Linked DNA regions of Mus musculus: regions 1, 2, 3, 4 and 6 are each linked to region 5. Evidence: chromatin loops called from intact Hi-C (ENCODE). Cell type or tissue: heart. All regions are shown on one strand. Region 1 has its middle 110 kb from the start of Usp25. Region 2 has its middle 51 kb from the start of Gm31258. Region 3 overlaps Mir99ahg (Mir99a and Mirlet7c-1 host gene (non-protein coding)). Region 4 overlaps Mir99ahg (Mir99a and Mirlet7c-1 host gene (non-protein coding)). Region 5 holds the start of Gm31495 (a long non-coding RNA gene). Region 6 overlaps Mir99ahg (Mir99a and Mirlet7c-1 host gene (non-protein coding)).

What was found. Hi-C counts contacts between places; a loop is a spot of excess contacts. Peaks named below come from ENCODE experiments on the same cell type or tissue, not always from the same donor. Only the 100,000 strongest peaks of a DNase experiment are listed, where the experiment ranks them.
Region 1: a loop joins it to region 5, with 4 times the contacts of the local background. A loop is called at or near these places in 16 of 42 quality-filtered maps.
Region 2: a loop joins it to region 5, with 8 times the contacts of the local background. A loop is called at or near these places in 12 of 42 quality-filtered maps.
Region 3: a loop joins it to region 5, with 6 times the contacts of the local background. A loop is called at or near these places in 9 of 42 quality-filtered maps.
Region 4: it touches region 5 in a loop (2.9-fold over the local background); 9 of 42 quality-filtered maps call a loop at or near these places.
Region 6: a loop joins it to region 5, with 5 times the contacts of the local background. A loop is called at or near these places in 10 of 42 quality-filtered maps.

What each region holds. Positions count from the first base shown.
Region 1 is chr16:77,126,341-77,131,340 of GRCm38, forward strand. No RefSeq gene overlaps it. Among named protein-coding and RNA genes, the nearest start is that of Usp25, 110 kb to the left of the region's middle. In heart, a CTCF peak has its summit at 2,536 (motif pointing right); no DNase peak of the experiment used is centred here.
Region 2 is chr16:77,249,647-77,254,646 of GRCm38, forward strand. No RefSeq gene overlaps it. Among named protein-coding and RNA genes, the nearest start is that of Gm31258, 51 kb to the right of the region's middle. In heart, a CTCF peak has its summit at 2,871 (motif pointing right); no DNase peak of the experiment used is centred here.
Region 3 is chr16:77,532,740-77,537,739 of GRCm38, forward strand. The region is part of intron 4 of Mir99ahg (Mir99a and Mirlet7c-1 host gene (non-protein coding)); the gene reads left to right. Among named protein-coding and RNA genes, the nearest start is that of Mir99a, 64 kb to the right of the region's middle. In heart, a CTCF peak has its summit at 2,463 (motif pointing right); no DNase peak of the experiment used is centred here.
Region 4 is chr16:77,542,157-77,547,156 of GRCm38, forward strand. The region is part of intron 4 of Mir99ahg (Mir99a and Mirlet7c-1 host gene (non-protein coding)); the gene reads left to right. Among named protein-coding and RNA genes, the nearest start is that of Mir99a, 54 kb to the right of the region's middle. In heart, no CTCF peak of the experiment used is centred here; no DNase peak of the experiment used is centred here.
Region 5 is chr16:78,154,905-78,159,904 of GRCm38, forward strand. It overlaps Gm31495 (a long non-coding RNA gene), which reads right to left and starts at 36. Exons shown (of 3, transcript XR_876180.1): 1 at 1-36. In heart, a CTCF peak has its summit at 1,878; no DNase peak of the experiment used is centred here.
Region 6 is chr16:77,441,174-77,446,173 of GRCm38, forward strand. All of the region lies in intron 2 of Mir99ahg (Mir99a and Mirlet7c-1 host gene (non-protein coding)), which reads left to right. Among named protein-coding and RNA genes, the nearest start is that of 9430053O09Rik, 23 kb to the left of the region's middle. In heart, a CTCF peak has its summit at 3,086 (motif pointing left); no DNase peak of the experiment used is centred here.

The DNA.
Region 1 (5,000 bases), 1.0 Mb before region 5:
TCGACAGAGATATCTGCAAGGTGCAAGAGGACTGTGTCCAGGTAACAAGACTGTGAAAGCTAGAGTTGGCTAAGATCATTATGCTATGTTCCTTGAGATATTCCCAAGTTGTGACTTAGCAGAGTCAATAAACTGATTATAGAAACACAGAGCCCAGAAAGTATGAAAGAGTACAGTGCCAAACTGCAAGCAGCAATGGTGGTTTTGAAAGACTTTGTAAGTCACAGAAGACAAAGGGGCATCAAAGGAAGTAAGTTGCAAAGGAGAAAAATGCATATATGATTTGAAATGCATTAAAATCTCTGAAAATACCTGATCATTAAAAATAAAGTATATGCAATATGTGTATATATATATATATATATATATATATATATATATATATATGCACATGGGCAGCATTTCACCAAATCAGAAATACTCAACCAATGATAATCCTGGAAGATAGTCAACTTCATTAGCAATCAGGGTTCAGTTAGACCAAGGGAGAAACTACAAACACATTAAGACTGACGTCAGGCTTTGTCCCTGCCAGAGGCTGCAGAAGGATGTAACACAGGGTAAACTCACCATATAATGTAGGTGAATGTCTAAAGTAGTGCAACCACTTCGCAACCAAAATATTTCAAGTTGATAGTACATCATTCAGCAGATCCTATGTATCTTCTGTATCCTATATATTGAATATATTTGAGACACACATGCCTCAGTTTATATGTCCGAAGAATTCTTAGAAATAACATTCAAATCTGGGCACAACCTACATCTGTCAGCAGTCAACTGACAAATTGCACCATATGCATGCAGTGGATTATTACATAGAATTAAAAGCATGCTCACTGAAGCCACTTATATCAATGGGAAGAAACCATGAATGAACGCCGCCGCACAATTGTGCACCCAGTAGAGTTTCATGTATTAAATGTTCCAAAACCCAAGTTAAAGCCAAGTTACAAGAAGGCGCTCACAGATGGTTAAACTAAATTAAAAATGGAAGGTGCATAAAGATGGCCAGCCATTTCAGGAAATGGTTCCATTTGAGGGTGATATGTGATTTGAAAGGGATATCTGGAGTCCTTCGGGATTGCTTCCAGTATGGGATTTCATTTTTAAAGTTTATTTTGCACGCTTTCAATGGGCACTGCCAATTTGGGGAGTGGAAAAGAAGGCTCAGCTCTGCGATGCACTAAGCATATTTTCTGTAACTTAATATGATGACACAGAGAAGTGCAGGGCCAGAACTGAGCTCTGAGGGCATTTGAAGGCTGCAGCCCTACACCAAGAATGACAGGCAAACAAGGAATGCTCAGAGTGGGAGAAACAGTCTCCCTCAGAAAAGAACACACCGATTGGTTATCCAATACCAAATTGTAATCCCTGAAAATGTACACACAAGTAACACTATACAGATTGAGCAGTTTGTATTTGGGTGTATATATTATGTATATACATACATGCACGTAATATCTATTAATGAAAAAAAAAGCCAATGGATTTGAAAGCCAGGAGAGGAGGGTTTTTTTAAATATTTTTATTAGGTATTTTCCTCATTTACATTTCCAATGCTATCCCAAAAGTCCCCCATACCCTTCCCTCCCCCCAATCCCCTACCCACCCACTCCCACTTTTTGGCCCTGGCGTTCCCCTGTACTGGGGCATATAAAGTTTGCCTGACCAATGGGCCTCTCTTTCCAGTGATGGCCGACTAGGCCATCTTTTGATACATATGCAGCTAGAGTCAAGAGCTCCAGGGTACTGGTTAGTTCATATTGTTGTTCCACCTATAGGGTTGCAGATCTCTTTAGCTCCTTGGGTACTTTCTCTAGCTGAGAGGAGGGTCTTATGGGTAGGAAAGGAAAGGGAGAGATGATTATATTAACCCCCAAAAGAAAAAGAACAGGCCTATGTTTGAAGGAAACCCACAGAATAGAGTGTCAAATGAAGTAGGTAAGTTCTGATGTTTACTTTAAGGGACAAGTTTTTTGTTTGTTTGTTTGTTTGTATGTTGTTGTTGTTGTTGTTTTTAAAATTAGGAACAGACATCCTTGAGTAAGAGCACTGAGGTGAGAGGTGCTAAGACAACAGAGGCAGGAAGCACGCAGTGGCTTCAGCAGTTCAGGAGGTGTAAGAGAGTTAGTTACAACAGGACTTCGGGCCACACAGCCAGAAGGCAAGACGCCTCAGACGCCAGAGAAAAATGTTAAAACAGTGTCAGTCCATCACTGTACGAGGGAAAAAAGCAAACTTTTCTCAATGTCAGAAGAAAAACCTGGCTGTGTTCTAATTAATAAACACTGCTAAGAGAACTAAAACGCTTTTTTCTCTCCATGAAACAACAGAAGAGAAAACCAAAATAAGGGGGCAGCAAGACCTGTGAGGGGTTTAGTTAATGATGGCAATCTGTTGCTATTTGTCATCTCTGGCTATTTGTCACCATGTATGTTGGCCGTTCCTTAAATTTCTCTATGCTAACTGTTAAAATGCTTCTAGTTTGAGGAAGAGATCTTTAGATAGCTGAGCTGTTTTCTTCTCGCTTCCCAGTAGGTGGTGTTATAATACCGCATTTGAGAACTTAAATAGTAAAATAAAATCGGAAGAGAGAATGCCTATCTTTGCTGAAATGTGTGTGCTTTTATTTTCAAAAGTCGTTCTGTTTTTATGTTGTGAAATCCATGAGCATTTTCATTCCATGTGTATTTATTTAATTTACATTCCAATCATATTTATATATATTTGTGTGTATTTTTGTTCCTTTATTCTCAAGAGTTATAAAAAAAATGAGTTACTTAGTTAATAGAACAAGATGAGCAAGAGAGTTAACAGAGACAATTTTCCATGATCCTTTTGTACCCATGCCTCTTAGCTGTAGCTGAAAAGATACTGTGCCTGTCCTGGAAATAAAACAGGAGAATCGAACCTGCCGTTCTTACTAGCATCACTTCTATTTTGCTTGCAGAATGCTTTTCATTTGTGGCTTTGTTTTTCAACTGTCTTCAGAAAAAAAATGGTTGACCATGCTGCAATGCCACTCTTTGTAATTCAGCTGAATATAGATATAAAATTCGACCTAATATTGCCGAAGCCCATTTGATTCCATTTGGCAATCCATTGCTTGGACTCACGTAGCTGTTCTCACAATCTCTGTCCAAGGATGGCTCCCAATACTTCATGAGACATCCCAGTGTTTTAGCATCCCCAGGACTGTAATATACAACCTTTCATGGTAAGATCAGTGCCTTAGTATACTTTTGTGGCCTGAACATAGGCTTGTCTTCAACTCAGCAAACACGTATAGTAAATATTGAATAAATGTGATACAATTTAAATAATTATCTTCTTATACTACAGACATGAAGTAGCTGCCTTGGGAGAGCTATTGTTAGTTAATTTAGTGCTTGTGACCAGTCAGGAATCCAGAACCAGAAAGGGCATGCTCTCTGTCTATGCATTGATCTTTAGTGGGACACTGTACGTTCTTGTGGCAAAATTATATTTCCCTTATGGATAAGCTCAGCAGGGAAGTAAAAGCCCTGTTCCCTTTGTATTTTTTCCTCTGATAACTAAAAATTAAGCTGGGATAACACTAAATAAAAGTTATGTCTATTTTAAAATTGCTGAGACATCTTACCAAACTTGAGCAGATGTTGAACATGTCTGTCCTTGAGAAAGACAGAGAAAGTCAGCAGTGCGACAGACAGAGTGCAGGAAGATTGCAGTGTCCTAGGAACATTGTCCCTTTATTGCATCAGTGAATAAAGTCACCATTTTCTTAAGACAGTCTGCACTTTATTCTAAATTCTGGCGTTCTCTGATATATAAAAATATCAACACTCCTTTTTAAAATTCTTTCTTTTATTTATTGAGATTATAAAATAGTATCATTTCTCCATCCTTTTCCTCCATACAGACCCATCTCTCCCTAGTACTTCTCTCCCCCTCCCACTTCTCTTTCAAATACCTGGCCTCTTTTCATTAATTGTTGATACATGCATACATATATACATACATACATATGTATATACACACACACACACATATATGTGATCCTAAATACATAAACACAAATATCTCAGGCTATGAAATGTTACTTTATGTATGTTTTGGGGGTTCTCCATTTGTTATTTAAAAAACAGTTGGTATACCCTTCCCTGGGCTATTTCTCCTGCTCTCAACATTCATTAGCAGATGGTGGGGGCTTGTGTAGTGCTGAAAGATCCTGGGCTTTCTCTCTGCATGATACCAAATCTTTCGTAACTCTCTTTATAACACCTCAAAGCTAAAATCCATTGTCCCTGGTTATTTCATTAATTGTACTACATCTGACTGATTTTGAGGACTTACCCTGAGTACCTACAAGGTACTGATTATGAAAAAAAAAATCAGTTGTTTGAAAGAACCAAGATTGTGATTATTTGCACAAAACCACAAAACCCCAATCACTCAGATAGTGAGTTATCAAGTTTTTGAGTGTATAAAGTGGTTAAAGGATAGAACCAGACATCAGGACCTCCTCTCCTCTTATGCTGGAAAAGGGGGTGGGGTGGGTCATTTAGTAGAAGGTGGCACATCGCTGTGTCTGATAGTTTTGGTATGATGGTGTACTGGCTGGTTTTATGTGTCAACTTGACACAAGCTGGAGTTATCACAGAGAAAGGAGCCTCCCTTGAGGAAATGCCTCCGTGAGATCCAGCTGTAAGGCATTTTCTCAATTAGTGATCAAGTGTGGGAGGGCTCATTATAGGTGGTGTCATCCCTTGGCTGGTAGTCTTGGGTTCTATAAGAAAGCGAGCTGAGCAAGCCAGGGGAAGTAATCCAGTAAGCAGCATTCCTCCAAGGCCTCCAAATTCCTCCTGCATCAGCTCCTGCCTCCAAATTCCTGCCCTGCCCTGCGTGAGTTCCTGTCCTGACTTCCTTTGGTGATGAACAGCAGTGTGGAAGTGTAAGCTGAATAAACCCTTTTGTCCTCAACTTGCTTCCTGGTCATGATGTTTTGTGCAAGA
Region 2 (5,000 bases), 910 kb before region 5:
GTTTAATGCATAAAATACACATATTAAAATATTAACAACTAGTATTATAGCTAATAGGCTATAAGATCATAGGTTATTATAACAATATACTTTATGAACATTTCCACACACATTACTAGTTGTATGGTTTGCAGTCATTGCGCAGAAACATTGAGATCCCACACCATTCCACATGGTAGTCAAAATGGCTAGCAAGTGAATAGTGCTCAAGAGATGTATACAACCTGAATTTTAGCAAATATGAAAAAATAATAATTCAGATAATAGGAGGGTGTAGTGGGTGCTATAATATTGCATCTTGCTACCAATATTGAACATTTTAAAAATTACAGATTATTTATATCTTGAGCTTTTATATAAATACTTTTGAGACCCATTGCTATTTCACGATTCACTGCAATCTGGCCTTGATCTCATTGTCTTCTTACTTAGTGGTGAAATTTCATATATGGGTTATCATGCTTGCTTTTGGGTCACGCCTTTGGACTGACATGGATCATGAGTAATTAGAATTGAAGGAAGGTAAACCATGGGTAACAATGAGGGAAGGATAAAGCATTACATTTTACTGATAAGATTCTGCTGTCTTATTACATGTGTGAGCAAAGAATAGGTGCCTTTAATAACTAGCGTGCTCTAATTTGCACCAGCCCCTGGACTGTGGATGAAAAACAATAAATCTGATTCATAGAGTAGATTAACTTGTACTATGGACTCCTACTGCGTACATTCTCCTTTCTGCCATTCATTGTCTTACTTGCATGTTGAGTCTCTCTGTAGTGACTATGCAAGTTGTCCCTGATTTCATATTTCCTTTAGTAAATAAGGATCTTAGGAAACCATTTTTTTTCCTGGTAGTTGTTATATTTTCTTCTGTTTATCTAAATTTTCTGTGTGAATAGAAAACTTATTTGTCATTTATTGAATCGAGACTAGGTTATTGTCACTTATACCAAGATTCATAATTCATCCTTTAAAATGCATCCTGGATCTTTTAGTATTATTTATCTGCTGTGGTAGCATACTCTTCTGTTATTTAGATCTCCATAAAGCCTCTGAATATCTTAAAATTTTAATGACTCATGAGTATAAAGGGAATAATAAGCAATTTATATACTAATTCATGCTTATTTAAGAGGAGAACAATGTTATCATAAACTCAGAACCATTCAGAGTTTGACACAGATAGAAAATAATGGCTTAATTCCACATTTTTTCAAACGTGCTCAGGGAAGTGTGGGAAAGAACTGATCTTTGGTTTGTCCTAGTTCACTAAGCAATTTGTGGTTGACTCAGAAAAAGAACCATATTTTGTTAAATTGCAATTTTAGAAAGAGTGCTGGCCATAAAAGTAACATTCTTCTGTAGCATAAATTTGAAAATAAAATGTGAAAAAATGAAAATACATCGTTTTATACTCTAAATTATTTGGGCTAAACAGAATGTTTTAAAATTTATACATCTTTTAAAAACTATTAAACTTCATTCTATTATCACTTGTATATCTTCATGCTAAGCCTAGAAGCAATAATACTGTAGAGATTCATATGAGGAACACACCCATGGATTAAAATAATGAATTTATAAGATAGTTACTTTAAAACGTTGATGTTTAAATTACAAATTTATAACACACAAACTTAATAGAGATCGAATATGAAGATCTCATTAAAATTCAATAAATATATTTTCTTTTCATGTAAAATCCACATGAAATTTGTCCAACAAGTGCTGTCTTTGATGTGGACACCCACTGCCTGCTCCTGTGGAAGTGCTAACTCCTCTTAGGATTCAAGACTGTATCTTCCATCAATCAAGAAACTTGCTCAGTTAATGAGTCTCCTTCCTCTTGTGTCATCGTCGCTCCCTTAAATCTGCTCTTTCCTTCTAGCTCTTAAAGATGACCAGCTTCCATTCTTCAAAGGCTAAGCCAGAAAAACCAAACAACTGTGACTGGCCCCTCTGAGTTGCTTCCTGGTTTGCTTACTCATCCTATTGCTGAACAGGAAGTTAGTACAGCTAGGGAAATACATAGTTTCTTGGGTCAAACACTCACTCGGGACAATAGTATACTTCCTTACCTGCCACTCAAAGTGATAGTATGTTTTAGAAATCATAAACAACAGCTCTTCTAAGTACATGGAACTGTCTCCTTTGCTTCTAATACTAAGTCTATAGAAGTGGGGCGGGGAGTACCATGCACAAGCTCCCGTTCCACCATGACTTTTGAGGGGCTCAAGGCTGAAAATATATCGTTCATCATAGGTTTACAATTTAAAGCCCCAGGCCCACTTCTCCTGATTTATTTTCAATTCTGTTCCAACCGAGGTTTCAAATACTATAAGGGAAAAAGATAGCAGGATCAAGTGATTTTAAATAAAGCCAAAGTCCTAACCCCACTTTAAAGAGAAGTCAACGCTGCGCTCTGATCAAGGAAAACTGGACGTAAAGCCTGTTGCCTCTACAGTATTTCAAAGAGAATGATTACGAGAAGAGGGTATGTCCTGTTGTGGCTGAGGCACCAGCTATTCATGCAACATTGGTAAATCAACATGTTTATTGCTTCCATTCTCAAGATGATGAATGTAGCTGAGGGGAGATCTTCCAGCATCCTTTTCTTTTGTTATAAGCAAGGCCATTAAAATAAATAAGTTCATAAGTCAAACTATAAAACACTGGAAAGTGTAACTTCCTTGATTGTATTCAATTTAGGACTTCAGAGTAGTGTCAGGGGTACTATGGCTACAGTGTAACCTCTCTCTACAGAATGAAAGAAACTGACACAGTTTTATTTACAAGCTGTAGCATTTGGAAATTAGATTTGTTTTTGGTAGTCAATAAAATAAGTAAAAATTAAATTTCCACTAGATGGCAGTAGATCAAGTCTTCCTGTAACAGCTTTGTTTTTGTCTTCTGTCTTGTATTTAACCACATAAGCGGGCTGTTCACAAACACGTCTAAGGAATCCGGTGCTCCTATATGAAACTTCAATTTATTTTTATTTGATGTCCTGTTTTTAAGACACCATGAAACTGTTATAGGTGAGTTCAGTTTTATAGTGCCTTGTAAACTATTGCTTGCTATGATTATGACAATTTCTTTAAAAATTACAGTGCTCTAATCAATATATCTACAGGAGAATCTAAACTTATCTCTATTATACTCTTGAATATTCCAGTTTCATGGAAAGCCAGTTTTTTAGTCCACTGTCAAAGCTGGTTATTCATCTTCTTGAGTCTATAACATTCACTTTTCTTCTATGTCACTGAATTTCAAGTGGTGACAACAGTTTACAGTCATTACAGGTTTGTGGGTATTGGATTTTATTGTAGGGAGGAGATGGTTTCAGATGAAGGGATGAGTGTTCACAGGATGGCTCCTGTACCAATCTGCTTTTCTCTTTACAGTGATGAACACCAGGACTGAAAGCAACTCACGGGAGGGAAAGAAGCGTTTGGGTTACAGTTCCATCACAGGGAAGTTGGTGAACTGGAGCCTTAGCAGATGCGGGAACCCCTTGGGGACCCTGCTTAATGGTTAGCTTGCTCTCTTGCTTCAGCTCTGTTAGCTTTCTTATATAGTCAAGGACCTGCTGCCTAGCAGTGGTATTATCTCTTGTATAAGTGGTGAGCCCTCCTATATAAGTCATCAACCAAGAGTGTCCTATAGACATTCCCACTGGATAATCTGATTAAGGCAATCTCCCAGTTAGGAATCCAACAAACATAACAGTTTGACTTGAATCATCATAGAAAGCTACCCAGTGTTCATAAGTTTTAAGATACAACGGAGCATGGAAAGATAGTACACTTTTTGTGTGTGTGTGTGTGTGGGGGGGGATTTAGCAACCTCCCAGGATGCAAAGAGGCTGGTAGTTTCATCCTAACACGATCCCCTCAAAAGCTGCCCCATTTCTCATTATCAAGCATTGTTTACTATATATACCTCAGAGCTGCCCTGTGTCTGTGTCCACTTCCCCCTCAGAGGGTAGCCAGACTTGTTGTAGACCAAGCTTGACTGAAGAGAGGGAAGCTTAGCCTAGCACAGGTAGGTGCAGTACAGGATCTTGGTGATGAGTACACACACGCACAGAGCAGCTTCAGACAACAGGTCCTCTTATTGAGGGGAAGAAAGGAGTATTTATGACCCTGGGGAGGTGGCCAGGGTCTCTGGGACAAGGTTTGTGTGCTATGCATCATTTAGCCAGGACAGAGAAGTAGAAAGATGCTTCATCTCTATATCCAGGGGCTGTAGGGTGTGGGTAGAGGTCCTTATAAGGTCAAACAAGGAGTGAAGCCTGACTGTCAGGATAATAATGTTTTACTAGGGTTGATGGTTGGGCCGCTGTCTTTACGGTGCCAGATTGGAGCAGGGGAGGTAGCGAACTCCTGTCCTCATTTGAGATATCCAGTTGAGGCTTCCTGGACCCTTCCTCTGCAACCCTGGGCCATTAAGTTCTGGGACATACCTCAGGAGAAAAGGACAAATTAAGTTAGTTTGAGCTCCTCTTACAGAGGCCATACTCTTTGACTCTTCTCTTGTCTTCTTCAAGCTGGTGGATACTATAGAGAAAAGGTCATATGCTATAGGAAAATAAAAGCAGGTCTCCCAGCAGAATATCCAGCAAACATGGCTTAACAAGATGAATAAGACTAGGCATCTCCCCTCATCTCACGGCTGGTTGTGGCTACCCAGTAGAATGAAATGGGTCCTAAGTGCAGGTAAAAGAGTCAAAGACAGCTCGAACTACTGCTGCAAGTCCCACAAAAACACCAAGCTATACAACCATAAGGTATAAGCAGAAGACCTAGCTCAGCTGCTTACCGGACCAGTGTTTGTCACTTCAGTATCTGTGAGCCCTTATGAACCCTGCTTTGTTGATTCTGTGGGCCTTGTTCTCATGGTATCCTCAACCTCTCTGACTCCTACAATCCACCCCCAACCCCTCTTCTATGGGGTTCCCTTCCTCTGCCTAGTGTTTGGCTTCAAGTCTCTGCATT
Region 3 (5,000 bases), 620 kb before region 5:
TGGTTATAATATTACACAATATTCTTAAAGATTCTTTTACTTAAAGTTATTATTATTTGACTTGTACTTGATGCAAAGGCCTATTAATAGTGACTTTCATGCTTATTATTTCTTCTGCAAATAAACAATCCAAGCAAGAAAATATTAAATACAGTTTTAAGTAACTTTGGAAATAAACATTGCACCTTTGACCTGTTCAGCATTCCTTTGGTTAATGGGTGCATTAGATCTAAGTAAGCAGGCAGGACTATAAGTACAGTTTGTTTATTTTTAATTGTTTGATTTCATTTTTTCATGCTGTGGTGGAATTGGAAGGATTTGATGAGTTTGTGCTTCGCTGGATTTATCCCAGTTTGCTTCTATTATTTTGATAATATTTCTAAGAATAATATTGCAGGAAATACTACTTATTTAATGTTTACATTCCTCAGAAATGTTGCTATACGTTTTATTAAATTTGAAAATCAGTTTTACTATTATCTTAGATGTCTCACACATGCAGAAAGCTACCCCAAAATTATATGACTCATCCAAGATTAAAACTTCTGCATAATTCCTGATCATTCCGAACAATCTCACCAAAATTTTCATTAAGAAATTTCAGTGCAGATTGTTTTGATCACACAGTGGAAACATAGCACACAAAATGGGAAAGGGCATGTAGTCCTTTGCCTTCAGTGTACAAGACTGTGGGTTTGGTTCCTGGTAACACACACACACACACACACACACACACACACACACACACCATATATATATATATATATGAATGAATAGAGGAGGAAAGAAAGATATACATAATAGCAGCAAACAACATATGCAGTAGCAACTCTGGTCTTTCAACACGAGGAAGGTAGACTCTACTTGAGGGACATCCTTACAACTTAGTGATAAAGGAGACCACTGTGGCTGAGAGCTACTTTGTCATAGGTTTTGTTTGTATTCAGTATTTTTACATCTGTGAAATGAACCAGACTGTGCCTGGTGAGAGTCACAGTGTTATACCTATAAATACATCTTTAGAGATGATGTTATACGTAACACATGAAATAGTTATGCAACTGTAGAATTATCAAGTGAGCATATCAGCTCAACATAAACAAAAGACCTCATATAAACCTCAGTGAAACCGCCACCTCCTGCTCATTTCCATTCATATGGCTGTATCTCCTGTTTTCTTATCTAGAGGAAAGGAAATTAGGATCAATTGATATTTTAGTATATATTGATGTCATTCTGGTTTCTACCTTCTAAATTTAAATTAAGTAATTTTTAGTAAATTATGATATTAAAATCCCTAGTTCAGAACATTTATTCGAAAGCAAATTTAAGAAAACACTCACATAGCCTTAATTTGAGTGTTACCAACTCTGAGTGTCTCTTACCTTAATCACCACTTAGCAAAATTTGTTATGTATATAGATGGATATTAACATACAATTAGAAAATTGTCCAAAACTTTTTGTACAGAGTATGTCCTCTCCTTAAATGTCTACAGACAACTTTTAAGCAATTCATGGACATAGTTTGTTTTTTAAAGAAGTTTTGGTTTAAAATTTTGCCTCTTGCCTAATGCTGTGTAACTGTGCAAAGGGTAATGATAGTTGGTTACCTTTGAAACACCCCGGAGAGTTTCTCTCCATATTTACGTTATTACTCTTTGACCCACAAATTCTAGTCACACAGTCTGAAATTCTTTTGCCTCCATCAGCTTCATCTATTAACTGAAAACAATGGGAACCTTCATGAACCTCCATGTTGAACAGAGAAAAATTCCAACCCAGCATTAGATTTCTAACTGTAAATCGAGACTTCCTTTCTTCTTGTTTTTTAGAATCAAATCAGAATCAGAATTTTCACAAATGATTTCTCAGTGGAGACTTGAACTCTGATTACCATGTAAAGAAACCACGGTATCTTTCATGAATCAATGACTATCACTTGGTGTGATAAATTATATAAAAAAAATGCACTCAGTGTTGCCTCGACTCTGTGCTACCTAGGCTGAGGGCATAAACAGTAAGAGTTTTCCATATTTCAGCAGGATGGGGTAAGGAGGATGGTAAGAATTCCATGGTTAGACCTGTAAATGAGAAATAAGACTAAATCCTGGTAGTTTTCCTTTTATGTCCTTAGCATTCAGGTTTAGTTTGTCTATGGAAATAATTTACAAGTACTTGTAAAGTAAAATCTAAAAGGTAGCCGATTAAAAGATAACCACTTATTATATAACCTCAGAAATGTCCTTGTAGCAATGTGCATATGCACATGGATGAGTTTATAATCATTGCATAACTCTGATAAAGGTTAAATCATTTAAAATTTTAAAATAGAAAAACATTATGTTAAAATTGAGAATATTGTTTTCCTATTATTTTTTCAATGAGAAAAGTAAAGTTTCACATTGTTTTATGTTTAGCACCAATTCTGGGAAGGAAACTAGGTTTTCCACTTGAGAAGGCACTTTTTGTGCTGACTCACCACTAGGGGGAGAACATTGCTAGAAGAGAGTTTGACATCATTGAAAATAGAGTAAGCTTTTGTGTGTATATGTAGTGTGTGTTTGTGTGTGTTTGTGTGTGTATGTGTGTGTGTGTGTGTGTGTGTGTGTGTGTGTGTGTGTGTGTGTGTGTGTGTGTGTGCACGCGCTAGTGCTTATGCGTACCAGAGGTTTTGTATATTTTTTAAAAGTCTGGACATGCTTAGTAATATTGGAATCTAATACCAACACAGTATGTGCTGGCCTTTTAACATTCAATTTCCATCCATTTTCCTAAGCCTTTGAGAGCTAAGGATTGACAGCTTTCCTTAAATCTCAGAGGGAAGGACTTGGAAGAAGGCCATTGGATAGGATGGTCAAAAGAGCAGCTGCACTTTGGTCTGTACCAATGCTGTAACTCTATGTGGAAACATATAAAGCTTGGTTTTGATACTGGAGTGAAACTACCTAGACATTGAATTTGAGGTTTCCTTTTATGTTTCTTTGATAAAACTTCAGCTGGAGACAAGCCCTAATCTCATAATAAAATGAGCTTTTCTTGGAGGCCCCGTAGCACTATTGGGGTTAACAATATTGAACTGAGTTTGGTCTTCAGAACTTTCTGAATGAAGATAATTTCAAAATAGTGATGTTTCAATTTGACTTTCAATTTTGCAAACATATCCCCCAACCCAGATTTCTTATCTTTAACTATAGGCCTTTAAAAACTAAGAAAATATGCTTTAATTATTGGGTATAGAAATCTCCAAGTTTACAGATTTAATCTGTTTGTAAACCGTAATCTTATTAAAATTTGGTCACTTTTTAAAAAATCTGTGACTTACTCTGTACTTTATATAAAATGCATCTTTCTCAACAAAAGAATGTCTCCTGTGGAAAAGGCATATCTTGTGCCCCCCCCCCCCCCACACACACACACACACACACACACCGTGATAGTTTTTGTTTGGCTGTTTCTTTCCCTATTTTATTTCTCCTATTTACAGTCCTTCTTCATATTGTCTGAATATTCAGGTCTCCTAACCTCCCCTGTAGCTTTATTGCCTCTTTCCTGCCCCTCCCATTCTATCCCCACTCTCAAATGCATGCCCCTTCATATATTTTTCTTAACATCCTCCTGCATTTCACTTTACTTAATTTTTCCCAATAATATTAACAATTCTTTATATCTTCCTGCCTTCACCCCTCCCTCCCATTATATTGTCGCATCTACTCTCTCCCGAAGCAAAGCTGCGATTCACTCAGGGGAGGTTACTTTCTCATGCGCACAGCTCATTGCTATGATGATTTCAATGATGCCAGCATATTTTAACCACATCGTTATCAGGGAGCCTCACTTCTCAGTGAATGCATATCAAGTGACTTCTTTTGTGATTGGGTTACCTCACTCAGGATGATATCCTCCAGATACATCCATTTGCCCAAGAATTTCATAAATTCATTGTTTCCATTAATCAATTGTGGAACTCGAGATTCAGGCAAGGAGAGCATTTATTAGAACGTATCCTGCTTGTTCCCACACACACCTCATTTCCGTTGCTTTCTAATGAGGAATTGTACAAGGCTCAACCCTCCCTCCAACCCCCAGCCCTTACCTCTCCTTTCTCTATCCCACCGTGCCCCTCTCCCACATCCATTCTCCCGTACAGTAGCTATATCAGAACATGCAGCAGGACGGCATTGTGCAAACTGGTGGCCACACAAGTACTTTGTATTCACGAGAGGTTTCGAAGTTCAGCAGCTGCATATAAATATGCATAGTTGAGAGATTCATGATGCTGCCTCCTCACTCTAGTGCTGGTTGGCTGCAGCGCGCAGGCACTACAAATCAATGAACACTTTCCCCATCGATCACCGGCTCACTTGCAAGCAGACAAAACACAATGCCAGAAACCCACAGAGAGCTCCTTAGTGAGCGAAACCTCACCATCAGAAGATTCAAAATAGCCGTCCCCCCCTCCCACCCTGAACCTCCACACTCTCGACCTCAAATGTCTTCTTCTTATCCAGTGAAGATCATAAGCCGTTAGAAATAAGTATCACCCGAAAAGAAAGAGTGGGGAGGGAGGGAAGAGCAATGATAAATGAGGGTTTTGAGGGTCCTCACATTGTGCTTGTCACAAAACAAAAGATCCGTTGAGCATTAACACATTAGGAAATAAAAAATAAAATAAAGTAAAATAAAAACGTGAATCTGCTTATGTTGATTGTATTGCTTTACAGTTACAGGATTGAGTGTAGCAGCATCTACATACGCATAGCTGTAGCCCATGTGGAAGACATTTGCAAATCATCCAGTTATTAGATGGCTTTGTGTATGGCAGGGTTATGACTGCTGAGTCAAAACGCAGACCTATAGACACACAGACATATATACAGACAGACAGACAATGTGCTTCATAGTGAATATCACATATCCTCATGTTGATTGCACAATTTTTGCAGAGGGTTCAGATATATTTTATGTTGCAATTATAAACATCTTAGAAGTTTAATCTTA
Region 4 (5,000 bases), 610 kb before region 5:
GTGCTTACCTAGTAAAAATGAAGGCCTGAATTGGATTCCAAACAAGCACAAAAAAAAAAAAAAAAGAAAAGAAAAGAAAAGAAAAGAAAAAGATCAAAGACCAGACATAGAGGCATCTATTTGCAATCCTCTGCAATCCCTGTTCTGGGATGGCAGAAACAGGAGTATTGCTGAGGCTCAGAGGCCAGCTGGTCTAGCAAAATTTGCATATCCGGGCATTAGTAAGAGACTCCTATCTCAGAAGAAAAGGTGGATGCTCCTGAGAGGGAAAAAAAAAAAACCCAAGAGTTTGACATATGGTCTCCACTCATACCTGCAACTCTAGGGATAACCACACTTCTGAATACATATGCATACCCACAGTACACACACATACAAACACACACAGCACATTTATGTACACACTCAAAAAACAGTGCAGCAACTACAACATAAGTAAATTATTTGAGCAAAGATTATTAATTCACTATTGCATTGATGTTAGGTTAGTTAACAAGAATTTATGTAAATACTTTCTATATACTAGTGATAGTCCTAGTAATGGCAAGTGCTATGGTGGAGGAACATGTTCTTTATTCTACATAGATAGTTATTACATTATAGGGAAATATTATTTAATAATCACAGACATAAATATGGAATTATGAACGATACTTTTATTACCAAACCCAGAACTTCTATCCTAAGAAGCCAGGGACAACAAGCAATGTGTTGGATAGTTTGAGTGGATTAGTGCTAATGGTATCTAATTATTAAAGGATAAACATGTAACTCAACCCCCTACAACACAGAGAATAAGCTCCCACAAGAAGCTGATCTAATGACAGAAGTGTCAAATTGAGGAATCCAGTAGCAATTCCACAACTTTTATAGAGTACAGGACCACCATAGTGGCAACCTGGCTTTTTAACTGATAAATCCCTAATACCCATAAATGTGCCTAGCACACAAAAGATGCCCAGGAAATGAACAGAGTAAAGGGTTTCGGAAAAGGTGTGTGTGTTAACTTCCTCCAACAAAGGAGGGGAGGCTGAAAAGTACACTAGAGAATCAAAGACTAGAGTGTCAGACAGCAGTGCCATGGTGTAAGACCAGAGACCCTGAGCTTCCTGCCACCCAAAACATAGTTTCTCAAAACTATGGCTTTATGTAACACATGATTCTAAGAGGGAGTATGTGTATATATGTGTATGTGCAAAATACAAAGTCCTTAAATATTTCCCATGTTTAAGCAACATTTTGAAGTGATTTTATTATTATGTAAAGTACTTCTAATGACTAATGCAAAATATCTCAAAATATTACTTTTTAAATAGTACTAATAAACATGACCTTCATGTTTTTCAAAAATATAAATATTTAGATAGCTACTTCCAAAGAAAAAATAATAAAATGGAAAACAGTAATTATAAAAAGCAATAAAATGTACAGTATGGTTATAGACTATCTGAGTATTTAATTTGCTAGACTGGAGACATTTTTAAGATCATAGATATTATAGTACAAAGATATTCCATCAGCTTATATACTTAAGATAATTAAAATATAGTATCTTCAAAGAAACTTTGTTTTTAAATGTACATGGGGAAAAATTAATCTTATGTCTATTCAGTAAAAAATAAACCTATCTCTAAACTTGTTTACATTCTTGTATTCTAACATACTACTTGTATATAATACTGTAACTGCCCCTTAAATTAATATCACCCTCAAAGTTCAGAGTTGGTAAGTTCAGTGAGCATGTATGGTTGTCATGGACAATGTTGGTTCTTAAAATGACACCACCTAGACATCAGTTGAGAAGAGAGCCTCAAGTGAGATATTTCTTGTACCAAATTGGCCAGTAGGCAGGTCTGTGTGGACTGGGTTAACTGTGAATTGAAGTCAGAGAGCCCCACTGTGAATGGTACCATTCTCTGGGCAGCTGGTCCTGGACTATCTCTGTAATAATCTCCTCATATTGCCACCAATCTGTGTCATTATTCTCACTGTATCTGTATTCAGCTATCATTTTCAAATTGTGTTTGTCTAACACACTAATAGATACCTTATGTTCAATATTGTGTACAATGAGTCGACAACATTGGCGTTCCTGCCATACAATCAAGCACTGTATAATATAAGTGAACTTATTCTAGAAATATTTCTGCATATGAAAAAATAGGTTTATGAAAGGGATTTATTTGTTTTATTGGTAAGGCAAACTTCCCACACTCCTGATATTTACTCTCAGCATATTGAGTCCATGTAGTTAACAGGCAGAGCTGAGAGTCTGTGGAAGTTCACTTTTAGATTCTCATACAAAATCATCAAAACACTAAATATATTATCGGAAAAAATTATACACTTGAATAGTAAGGTCAACGTTATTTTACTTAAAGGAGGTGTTTTTCATTCAGAAAGCGCTTTAAAGGGTCTTACTTTTTAGTTTTCTTAGCCATGCATTTATTGTCACACTTCACAAATCAAAGCAACATACATTAAACACTTTTTGTATCCATATACACTTTAAAAAAACAATGTTCACTTGCTTGTTTCTGATATAAATAATATTTGCACAGAGACATGCTTTCACAGAAATGAGAAATACCTAATAAAAATAATATGGTTTTAATAGCACAGTTCATATTACTTTTCTGCTGTTGTTAGTCAAAAACCAAGGGCTTAATTTTACAGATGCAAAAGGAGATATAAGAATACTATGTGCTTTGTAGAAAATTACTAGTCCAGTTTTATAGGCCGATTTATCTTTAGAGATCCTCTCTGGGTTTTTATTGTGCTTTTCTTTTACAAAATAAAGTAGATTCAGTTCTAAGTTCTATGCTTCTCTGCCACTTTTTAGAGACTTCCAAATTGTCTGAAGTTCAACTGTTTATGGAGTGTGTATGTGTGTGTGTGTGTGTGTGTGTGTGTGTGTGTGTGTGTGTGTGTGTGTGTTTATATCCAACAGAAGGAATATAGAGAAGAGACAGACCTCCTTCATAAAAGCACTAAGCTCTAAAGTACAAATGTGCATTTCATTTTAATGATAACAAATTTTGAGCAGGGTCTTCCAGGAACAGGAGTGCATACTTTTCCATGGGCTTTCCTTGAAAATCACTGGACAATAATTCAAAATGTTTGTACTTGGTTTCATTAAATTTGGGTAAATAACAGAGCCATTCTCTCCTTGGTGTCTGAATATAATTCTATATTTGTAATCTGTTAAGATAAATTTGTCTTTAAATATGAAACAGTATTTACCAAGATTAAGATTAACTCCTAGGAAAGGAAAGCTCTCCAGAAGTGCAATGGTAAACACATATGTACACACACACACACACACACACACACACACACACACACACACACATATATATATATATATATACATATATATATATATACATATAGATATATAAAACAAACAACTTCAAATAGAAAGGATGTATGCTGTTAACCTGCTTTTCATTCGCCAGGAAAGCTAACTTCACTTGTAGGGAAGGGAAGAAAGTGCGTGGTTTGAATGAGATATTCCCCATTAGTCTCAGCCACTCGAATAATTAGTGACAATAGTGGAAAAACATGAGAAAAATTAAGCTGTGTGGTCTCCATGGAAGAAGTACATGGCTGGGGTGGACTTTCAGGCCTGAGGAGAGTAGTGGAATTCCTTTTTTTTTTTTTTTTTTTTTTTTTTTTTTTTAAGTTCCACACAGTAAATATTTTATTTAAGAAACTACTAAAGTCATCATTTAATATGGTTCATGGCATCTTTGTACAGAGAACAAATAAACCAACCGTATTCTTCCTAGCATACTGGTGGTTTACTTGAATAAATCTTCACTTATGCCAAAGTCATTTTGAATTATGCAATTTTAGTTATTTCTACCCACTTCTCTCTTTCTTTTGTATTTTTATTAGATATTTTCTTTCTTTACATTTCAAATGCTATCCCGAAAGTTCCCCATATCCTTCCCTGCCCTGCTCCCCTACCCACCAACTCCCACTTCTTGGCCCTGGCATTCCCCTGTTTTGAAGCATATAACGTTTGCAATACCAAGGGGCCTCTCTTCCCAATGATGGCTGACTAGACCATCTTCTGCTACACATGCAGCTAGAGACACGAGCTCCAGGGGTACTGGTTAGTTCATATTGTTGTTCCACCTATAGGGTTGCAGACCCCTTCAGCTCCTTGGGTACTTTCTCTAGCTTCTTCATTGGGGGCCCTGTGTTCCATCCTATAGATGACTGTGAGCATCCACTTCTGTATTTGCCAGGCACTGGCATAGCCTTGTATGATACAGCTATATCAGGGTCCCTTCAGCAATATGCCCGCTGCATCTTGCTTGGGATTTGAGATGTGAGCTCTCAACTGTTTCTGCCTCTGTGCCTTCACTTTATCAGCCTGGAACTGAAAGCTCAATCTAAAGTTTTCTCTTCTAAGTTGCAATGGTCACGAGGCATTATTGTATGAACAGAAAAGTTAACTAAGAATATCACCATACATGGAAGTGTAGACATTAATTACTTCCTCTAAATTATATTATAGTTCTTCTCCAAAACTGACCCATCTTTTCTCACATAGATTCTTAAGCTACAACTTTAGCAAAATATATTCCATTATTTTATATTTGGATGGTCAGTATGGTTCTGTTTGTGCATTTATAGGTTCTTTAAATAATTCTGATTATGTTTGAAAGGTAGAACTATTTACATTGAAATCATGTAGAAGACACAGTTGTACATTAATGACCTCAGGCATAAATGAGAACTCACACAGCCTCAGATCCCAAAATCCCTGGGAGGGATGGAGCCTCAAGTCATGCTCATTTTCTATCTAAGCACTTCCAGATTAACTCCAGAAGTCCATCAGCACTGCCTTTCCCTTCTCTCTCCAGAGTCTAGAACCCCAAATTAGACATAGTGTTCCCTCATCTTCCTTCATAGTTTAATTTGGCCAGCATTTGTCCAAATTAAACCCATGCTTAATCACACCACAGTCTAGACAATGTGAAAGTGAA
Region 5 (5,000 bases):
AACATTCACTCTGTAGAACGTCAACCCAGAGTTCATACCAGGTGTACGGACTTCTATTTGTTTTATATTTCTATTCCAGTGGATAATAATTCCTCTGGGTTTCTATTTTGTCAAACAAAATATTTCTTTCCACCTCTGGATGCATTCAAATCAGGCTTAATGAATCTTACTCCCTCATTTAAGGTTTTAGGAAATAACTATTATTTAGCAAGTGATAATTATGGAGACAATTGCTACAATAAATCATCCTAAATTATTTCACTAACAAAAGGGCTTTCTAGGTTAATAATGTAAAATTTTTACTATACTAAATTGCTTCCTGATTATTCTACTACTATTTAAACAACATATATCAGTGAGACCATAGATGCTATTTTATATTTCTCCAACTTGTTAACATAATAATTATATGGGAAAATAGAAATACACGCTATTTTTCCTGAATCCTCAAATGAAACTTTCTATCTATAAAAACAAACTTATCTTATTACATACTCGTTATAATTATCTTAGAAGTTCCTACAAATAAAAGGAGCCTTATTATAGCCAAAAAGATTTTTTATAAATATGAAATTTGGTCTCAGTGTAGAAGGAAAATTTTATAGTGATATAAAGTTAAGAAAATACAACTGTTTCTTTGAAAAACATCACTTAATGGAAAATGTTTAGTTCAGTCTAATAAAATTGTCATTTTAAAGATAATTTCTGACTACACATTTACTTATCAGCTCATTTCCAGATGTTAAAAGCAGAATGTAAACTATTGTTTGTCCACTTATCACTGTCCATAGTTTTCAAGGGTTTTCTTTGAGGATAATTTACATGTGGAGCTAATATTTTAAGTTTTACTCAAATAACCATTGGTCACAATGATTCGTCAATGTAACTAAAATCTTGGAATCAAATTATGACCAAGATAAGCTCCAGACCTTGCAATCATCATGCCGACTGGAAAGAGGGCAGTGAGATCCCTTTTTTAACTGAAAACACAACATAATAAAGAAAAGAATGTAAACTAAATCCCAAATGTAACTGTATGACCAAAAGAAGTATTTGCATGTAAAAATGTGTTGCCAGAGTAAGGCAGATGTGGAGAAGCCTCTATGGAACACACAGAATGAGACTATCTGAAAGTTGGTATATTCTCCTGGAAAATCTTTTAATCTATCATTGATTAATTATTAAATACATAGAAATGTATGCCCAGTTGATAAGTTTCTGGTTGGTGAATTTAATACTTGGAAAACTAAGTTCAGTCCTGCAAATGAAGAATTAATTTTTCTTTCTACTCAACAAAAGTTTGTCAACACAAACATCATGGCCTCTGTCTCCTCTGACCTGGGGCATTTCTATAAGAACTACTCTGTTGTATTATTATTCAGATTCCATGAGATGATCTCAGGAACCTTGAGAGACTTAAAACATGGCAGGTTAGCTGGGGAGTCATATAGATATGCTATTAAAGCAAAGAGTGCTGACATCTGTACCATTTCTTGTACATAATAATAAGACTTTAATGAGTTTTGTTAAAAGAAAGAAATGCCTGGAAAAAAATTCCCTCTATCGGGTTAGCCTTCAAGAATTTCCCGACAGACTGAATTATTTTCACAAAATTAAAACCAATATCAGATCCTGTTTATTAAAATCACTCCCTCAATGTCCGACTATTCTTTTCCTTTGACATTTTTAAATGCTCGTCTTGTCTTCCTTTGTGTTTTTAGATGAATTCGTGTGCAGTACATTGATCAAAAGAAAGCGCTGCAAGAGAGCTTGCCAGGCTGGGGAAGGCAGTGAGCACTGAATTCACTGTTCAGCATCTAGTAACACAAGAGGCATGTGGATAATAGTTAGAGATCTAGCACACCTTAGTGGAAGCAATTATAACTACAACTGCTTCAAACACATTTCCACTTCAATTCCATTGTTTCAATGAAATTTCTTTGTACCTAAATAAAGGGATATTGGTTCGGCTTGAGCTCCTCTTAATTATGTATGCTTCCTTCCACTGAATCCTCACAGGAATTATGCAATGAGAGGAAACCTGATCATGAATTTCAAAACCAAAAGGCCTCCTCTCTTTTCAGAATATGCATGATGTTTTCATAGAGCTCCCCTGAAGCTACTGTACCAGAGACAATTGCATTTCATCTGGCATCACGGTAAAATATAAAGTATAAAGTATCACACACCCCGTGCACCCCATCAAACTACTAGTGTATTCTTGAACCACAAAGGTGTATCAGATCAGCTTTTCAAAGACTTCAAACACTTCTGTTTGCAAGTCAGTCTATGTATTCTGCTGGTGGGGTCATTTAGGCCATACGACTAAAATGTCATGGAGAAAGCAGAAAAGACATCACAAACATCTATCCTGTTATCCAGAGAGGCTTGGGAATGCTTGGTTTGCATCCTGTTCCATGGCTCTGTTACACAGTTGAGATGGGTAAGCATTACTCTCTGAAGACATTTTCCTCTCTGAAACTGGTATTGGAAGGGTAACATGTTTAGAGCTGGACCCTAATGGAAGACAAGCAAGACAATTGTCACTGAAAGAACACTATGGAGGTGGTGTGCTCCTATCTCCTCCTACCACATGAAGATGCAGCAAAATGGCTCTTACTGAACCACACATGTTGACACGCTGATCTTGAATGTCTCAGTCAACAAATTTGTGAGAACTACACTTCTGTTCTTCATCAACTATCCAGTTTGACTCTGTAGAAATTGCTTTTTGTTTGACGACTTTCTAAGTTATCAACCAAAAGAATTTGGTGGGGAAATACAACCTCTGCTTACTTTCCCATATGCACAAGTGCTGGCCAATGCCTGTGGTGTGAAGGAGTAGTCAACCAATCATCCATAGGCTCAGCTGTCAGAGCCGCTGGAGAGAAGTTCCTATACTCCCTACATCCCTGGAACTTGATCTAGGCAACAGTGACAGGAATGCAGCCAAGAATTGGTTGTAGTGACTGACACACTCTAGTAGGAAAAGTAGAACCGGTCTCAACTCCTTTTATGGTGTACCTGTTGGCACTTCAAAAGAAATATGTCAAAACACATTACACACACAAACTCACACACCACAAACACACATGCATACAAACATACACAACTGCAAACTCACACACGCATATGCATACAAACACACACCCACACATCTATAAACATATACACAGCACACACACACGCACACATACGAACACACGCACACATACATACAAATGGGCGCACACATAGAAACACACACAATAAACTATAAAATTACATCTCCTTTATCTACTCAGAGAGGAAATTCTCACTCAGCATTTTGTATTGTTTTGTTCAGTTCTACTCCTGTCTTATTTTGATCTTCCTTGTATATTAATCAGGATTCACTAGAGGACAGAGTCTGCAGAGTTTGTAGGATGAATATATACTTACTATATCAGCTTACATTGAAATAATAATACAGTTGTTACACCTGGGATTCTGAAAACCTAGTAGTTGCTAAGTCCTTGATACTCAGTACCTCAGCAGTTGGAGCACTCCCACAGTCTCACACCGCAGAGACCAACAACCCAACAGTTGGTTAGTCCATGAAGCAGTCCCAGTGTGGTGAGGAAACATGGAAGTTCCCTGGAGAGCTGCCAGTCCTTAGTCAACAATGGAAGCCTGGAAACTCTGGTGCTGATACCATTGAAGGAATGAGCAGAAACAACACAGAAGGCCAATCTCTCAAAGGAAGGATAATCTTTCTACCATGCCCTTTTTATCTGGGTGCTAGCAGAACATGCTGCCCCTCACTCAGGATGAGTCCTCTCACATCAATTAAGGCAATCAGGACAAATCTTCAGTTGAGGATCCCTATTCAGATTATTCCAGTTCATGGCAGTTGCCATGAAAACCAACCATCACTACTCCTCACTGAAGTTCTCATAGCATCATCCGGGATCTTTCCTATCTTACAACCTTTATTTTTCCGATCCCTGCATTTTTTTTTATGAATTACCAACCCCATTGTCCTTACTAATTTTTACATGCTCAGTTTATCCTGTATCTTAGAGCCTTCCTTTACTATCCTAGAGGAGGACGTAGTTTTTAATTTCCAACCATTTACTCTACTGTTTTCAAATATCTAGTTTGTTTCTAGAGGAGTTGTTATTGCTGGAGTCTTTTTCTCTTATAAGTGGCAGTGGCAATTAAAATTACTAGGGAATGTGTCTCAATAGGAAAACCCTTTCATAAAAGGGTATAAAACTGGACAGGTATCCAACCCAAAGGTGTAAATTGCAATGCAGAAAGAAATGCAATCGATCTGGTAGTATGGCTGCTCTAAAAATCAAACTCTTTGTTGATGCAATTTCAAGGATATCAAAATGGTTTAAATATTAGGCAAAATTTAGAAGTCTAGTTTTAAAATTGACCAATTGTCTCCAAATGGAGACAAATAAATGAGATAAAGTAAGTTCAAGACTTCAAAAGTCTGAAGATGTTCTTTGTAGTATAGAGGCAATCCTAGAATTCACATAGATATGTGAAAGATGCTGACTAGTCAAAAACAAACAAACAAACAAACAAACAAACAAACAAACAAAAACCTCTAAGCAGAATGGCCAGTACTACAGGTATCATAATATCAGATTCCAAATTAATATACAGAGTCATACCAGCAAAATCATCGTGCTGCCAGCATAAAAATAGATGTACAGATAAGTAGAATTAAAAAACAGTGTACTGGCTGGTTTTGTGTGTCACCTCCACACAAGCTGGAGTTATCACAGAGAAAGGAGCCTCCCTTGAGGAAATGCCTCCATGAGATCAGCTGTAAGGCATTTTCTCAATTTGTGATCAAGGCAGGAGGGCCCAACCCATTGTGAGTGGTGCTATCCCTGGCCCAGTAGTCCTGGGTTCTATAAGAAAGCAAGCTAAGCAAGCCAGGGGAAGCAAGCCTGTAAGAAACATCCTTCCATGGCCTCTGTATCAGCTCCTACTTCCTGACCTACTTGAGTTCCAAACCTGAC
Region 6 (5,000 bases), 710 kb before region 5:
ACCTTTCCTTCAGTCTCTGCTCCACACTTTATCTCCATATTTGCCTCTGTGAGTATTTTGTTCTCCTTCTAAGAAGGACAAAATACTCTCAGGAGTTAATTTAACTTTTAAAATAATAGTTTTCTTCTTTGAAAGTTTCACACACTTACATAACGCCTATTGCTCGTCTCTAATTGCCACTCTCTCTTCCACTTCCTATAGCACACCCAGCTGTCTGCTTTCAAACTTTACATTCTCCTTTTTGTTGTTACTATTAATAGTCCGGTGAGTTTACTTACTGATGGCCATATAATGAACGCTCATGGGAGTATGAGCAATCCACCCACTGCCGTATCCCTAAAGAATAATGACTCTTCCTTCTTGGTACCCATCAACAAGACCCTTTCCTCGTCTTTGATAGAATTGTGCTCTTGAGCAGGTAATTGAAGTTGTTGTGTTGCTGTGAGTTACTATGTGGGACAGTCATTTACCACAGCCCTGAGTAAAATATGGATTCTTTATTACCGTGCTGGTGTTTGGCAAGCTCACTGTAAATGCTGAGTTCTAGTCTCTTCTTCTTCTTCAGCATTGTTACTATTGTTTTCATGATCAAAGTTGTAATGGAAGCCTCAGGGAAAATATCAGCACTTTGGATGCAGAAAAGTGTTTGGAAATTAGTCCTTTGTGAGCTCTGCAGGCACACACAACTGCTTCTTTGGTTTTATTGAAACTCACATACTTTAAACAACTTTCATGAAGTACAGAGTTCAGGAGTTTTTCCTTGTTATTATCTTTTATTGCGGGTGTGATATTTTTGTTGGTTTTTCTCTTGCTTGCTTGCTTTTGTTTTGGTCTGGAAATGTGATGTATATTGTTCATTTCTAACTCGAGTGTCAAGTAATGATTTATGTTCTTAAATACATTATTTTGTGAACAAAGGGATAAAGCCAAACAGACAAGCTGTTCTTGAATTTTTTTCTTTTAGGTCTGGCACCTGAATGTTAGTAGTTTAGAAAATTTCATATGTTTTGTTTCTACACTATGTGTTAAGTTAAAAGAAAAAATATGAGACCATTCAAAATTATTATCATTGTCCTGAAAAATGTAATGATTCTTCATACTTACCTTTTAATAAGTATCTCCAGTTTAATCATAAATGAGTATGTAGGTCTGTGTCCAAGCCCACGATAGAAGAGAACTGAAATTATGGCTAGTCTCCAAGGAGAAGTGGCCATCCACTGACTGGTTTGATACTGAACTCATTATGGATTTTAGCTGCAAACACAATGGGAAAGTTGAGTTTGAGAAGTACCAACACTTTCAGACTGCATGTGTCAATATTGATGCACACCTATCCAGAAACACATCTTTCATGGACTAATTCTAGAAATAAATAAATTCTCATGAATATTTATGTGACAAACAGAGTGAAGTCCTCAGACACAGAAATGTAAATTCAGGCCTATCCCTCAATGGCCCAGAACTTACATGCCTTCAGATTTTTGTCAATCTGAAAACTACTTCATTTAGCCATTCATGCTCTTCCTCAGTATGTAAACACACCTAAGATGTCTAGCATACCATATGTAAGCACCTAGATACTGTCAGATTGTGTAACATTACAATACCCACTCGCCAGACTGTCAAGGTTGAATCTCTAGACCTTGCCTTTTTGTAATATAGGTTTTTTTTATTTATTTACTGCATAGCTCTAAATACAAACCAAACACATCATCCTTGAGAGCTAAATAAATAAAACAATAGTTTTTGGAAATGTAGAAATCATTGTCTTGGATAAGCCAAGGCAACCTCGGTTGGACTTCGTGCAAACCTTTTCAAGTTGGATTGGATTCAGTTTCCCAGTTCTCGCTATGGGGCTGTTGCTTTAGCATCCATCCCACTTCCCAACCATCTGTTTCTTCTGGGAATCAGTCTAGAGCAGGGCGCAGGGCAGCTTACAGCATGGTGAAGGTGTCAGGTACTTATGAGTAATTCCAGGTACCCACCATAAAAGGGAAGCACAAGGACAGAGTGTAAGCGTCTAGAAATGTGTATAAACCTCACTTGACTTTGTGATTTTGTACATATTGACTCGAATAATACACTATGGGTGTCTTCATATCTAATATCTATATATCTATATATCTATATATCTATATCTATATCTATCTGTCTATCTATATATATGTATATCTATATATTTGCTCTTTATATCTCGTTAGATATAAAAGTATCAGTAAATGACCACTCTGACAGAGTTAGGGGCGCCTCATGGTCAGAGGAGCATTGAGTTTGCACTTTCCAGTGTCGTATGGGTCATTACAGGGCAGATCTGATCAACATTAACATGTGTTTCTCAATTCCTGGAGCATCAAGAATGACAATGAGGTTGCATAATTATATCTGCAAAGGAACTTACAGTTTGATTAAGAAGCTTCTCTTCCCTTTCCTTGAGAAAATTGCTAAATATTCACGTGGAAACCCTCAGAATAGCAAGCAGACATATTTGAATGCTAACGAGGATATCAATAGAATTGAATTTGTAGGTGCTAGAATCCTACATCCTTTTATTCGAACTCGTGTGTTCCCTCCTACTGTTTAGCTTGATGGAGCATTTTCTTATGGTGCTCATAGAGAATTTATGAGGGAGATACCTAGTAAAAGACGAATTTGTCTATCCAGTATGATTTTCCATGAAAATTCTGAACACTTGCACTTAGAAATTGTGTATGTATACTCTCATAAAAAAGTGAAAGGTCTTAAATCCACAGTAATGAATTTCTTTCAATATTTATGCTGAGAGCCTACTTCTAATAAACAGCCATCTATTTTCAAGCTCTTACCAGAGAAAATAGCCTGTTCTCATAGTTAGGAGTAGGACATGCAAACAAGACTTTTTAACCTTGAAAGCCTCGCAAAGTGTGATTTGAACACGATGGCAATAAAAGAGTTTTAGTTAATTTATCTCTAAGGCATTGTTCCTTCTTTTAGAACCAGAGGTTCCTAAGACCTCACCCACACAAACTCATTGTTTCCCTGTGCTGGGGACAAGCAGGAACATGCTTTGTATTATTAAATTGTTGTTACTGCCCTCTAGTGGCAACAACTAATCCTTGTTCTTATTCCACCTCTGTCTGAGCCATGGAAATTCAGGACATAAAGAGCAAGCCAGAGCTTGTGTATCGCAGGGAGTTATATAGCAAACACAACCTCATATCGTCTAATTCAGGAGCCTGTTCAATGAATAATCTAAGTCCGTGTATGGAGACAAAGGGGTGGAGGTTTCATCCATGTATCTGATTGACACATCTTGTGAAGACGCACCAAATTCAAATATTACTTTTCAAAGGACACAGTTCTCTCTTCACATGCTTGAATGCAGGTGGTTTACCGTATGCTCAAAAAACTGACTCTCAAAGATTTAAGATAGTGTAGACCAGATGTGCTCAAAAGTTACAATGTATACTTTATGTTGGGGATCTATCCAGATTCGGGGCTGTAAGAGCTAGAATTCCTAACTCACTGATGGTGATGATCTCTGGCCGTTCACGGTCAGCAATAGTTTGACTAGCTAGAACCTTGGGTAGTTTATCAGAGAAATCTCAGAAATGAAGACCTCTCGCAGACTACTTTTTTTATTGTGCAATTAACTCATACTATGAGGAAGTACTCCTTTTAATTGGTAATATATATATGTTTACTCCCTACCTTGTATGCAACCTCAGGAGGAAACTAAGCAAACTGAAGCTTAGACATCATATCTTGTGTATACACGCGTAGAATCATTAGTACACTTGCACAGTCAGAGAAGTGTTCATGGTTCCTATAAGAAGTAAATGACCTGAAATAAAACATATTTATACGTTAAAAGAAAGTAATTACAGTTTTGCATTACATATAGGACATAGTGAGCACTAAATGTCAGCATTGCCAATAAGTATCGCAGAGTAAATTTATAGGCGCATATAAGCATGTGCTCTGGATTCCTTCAGTACAGAGACAATTTTGACATTTCCATAAAAGAAACTTAATATATGAACCCATGAAAGGTGTTACCTTGAGGTTTGACCGAAGGATAAAATAAATAGGAAGTCAGAGACTGATTCTGTAATAAAATTCAGTTGAGTGTGGGAAACATGAAGAATGATATTAAAGAAAAGCTGGGATTATTTACTTTTCTCTTTTACTACGGCCTTGAACCAAGAGCAGATGGGAAGGAAAATGTGTAGAGTTTAACATCCAATTCACATCATGCCACAGCACATATAAACCATATGAACATGAAAGGGCAAAGACCCTGGGTAAACTTAATAAGGTTTTGAGCATTCTGTGGAGGAAATGGACCATAAAATATCTATTGTTTCGCAAACAAATCATATTGCACATGCTTGCATTCTGTGATCATTGTGCCATCAATAACTTTATGTAGCTTGAAAGCTGTGTGGCGTCCATAGTTTGTGATGCATTATTAAAGTGAGAGATATATTCATACGTCTAAAGTTTTAACTAAAAGGAAAAGGTTGATGATGTAGTTGGAGGAAAAGGCATGCATTAACCTGAAAACATTCCTTTCATACAGTTGGTCTCTACGTTTGTATGAGTTGATACGTCTTCAATTTTGAAACTAAGGTTTAATGCTTTCTCTGGAGTGCACTAAATTTCAATTGATGGTGTATCGCTATTGAACTTTCAGAGTAACAAGTAACATATTTAGAAAGATTTCAAAATAAAGAGCTGCTGTAACGAACCAAAGTTGGCATTGATCACTAAATATGTGCACTGTCAATAAAATGTTTTAATTCTCTTTCTGAAAATTCTTTCTTCTTATGGTGTTTTATAAATGAAAGTAATTTCTATCACTCTGCAGTTTTGGTAACCAGACTTGCATGTTAGACGAAGAGCAACAGGAAGATTTGAAGCCAGTGCTGTCTATCAAGCACAGGCTGCACAATGAAGTCTATGAATACGATTATTAGACTTTATTTAATGGATGATGGAATTCAGACTGATGCAGTAATAAA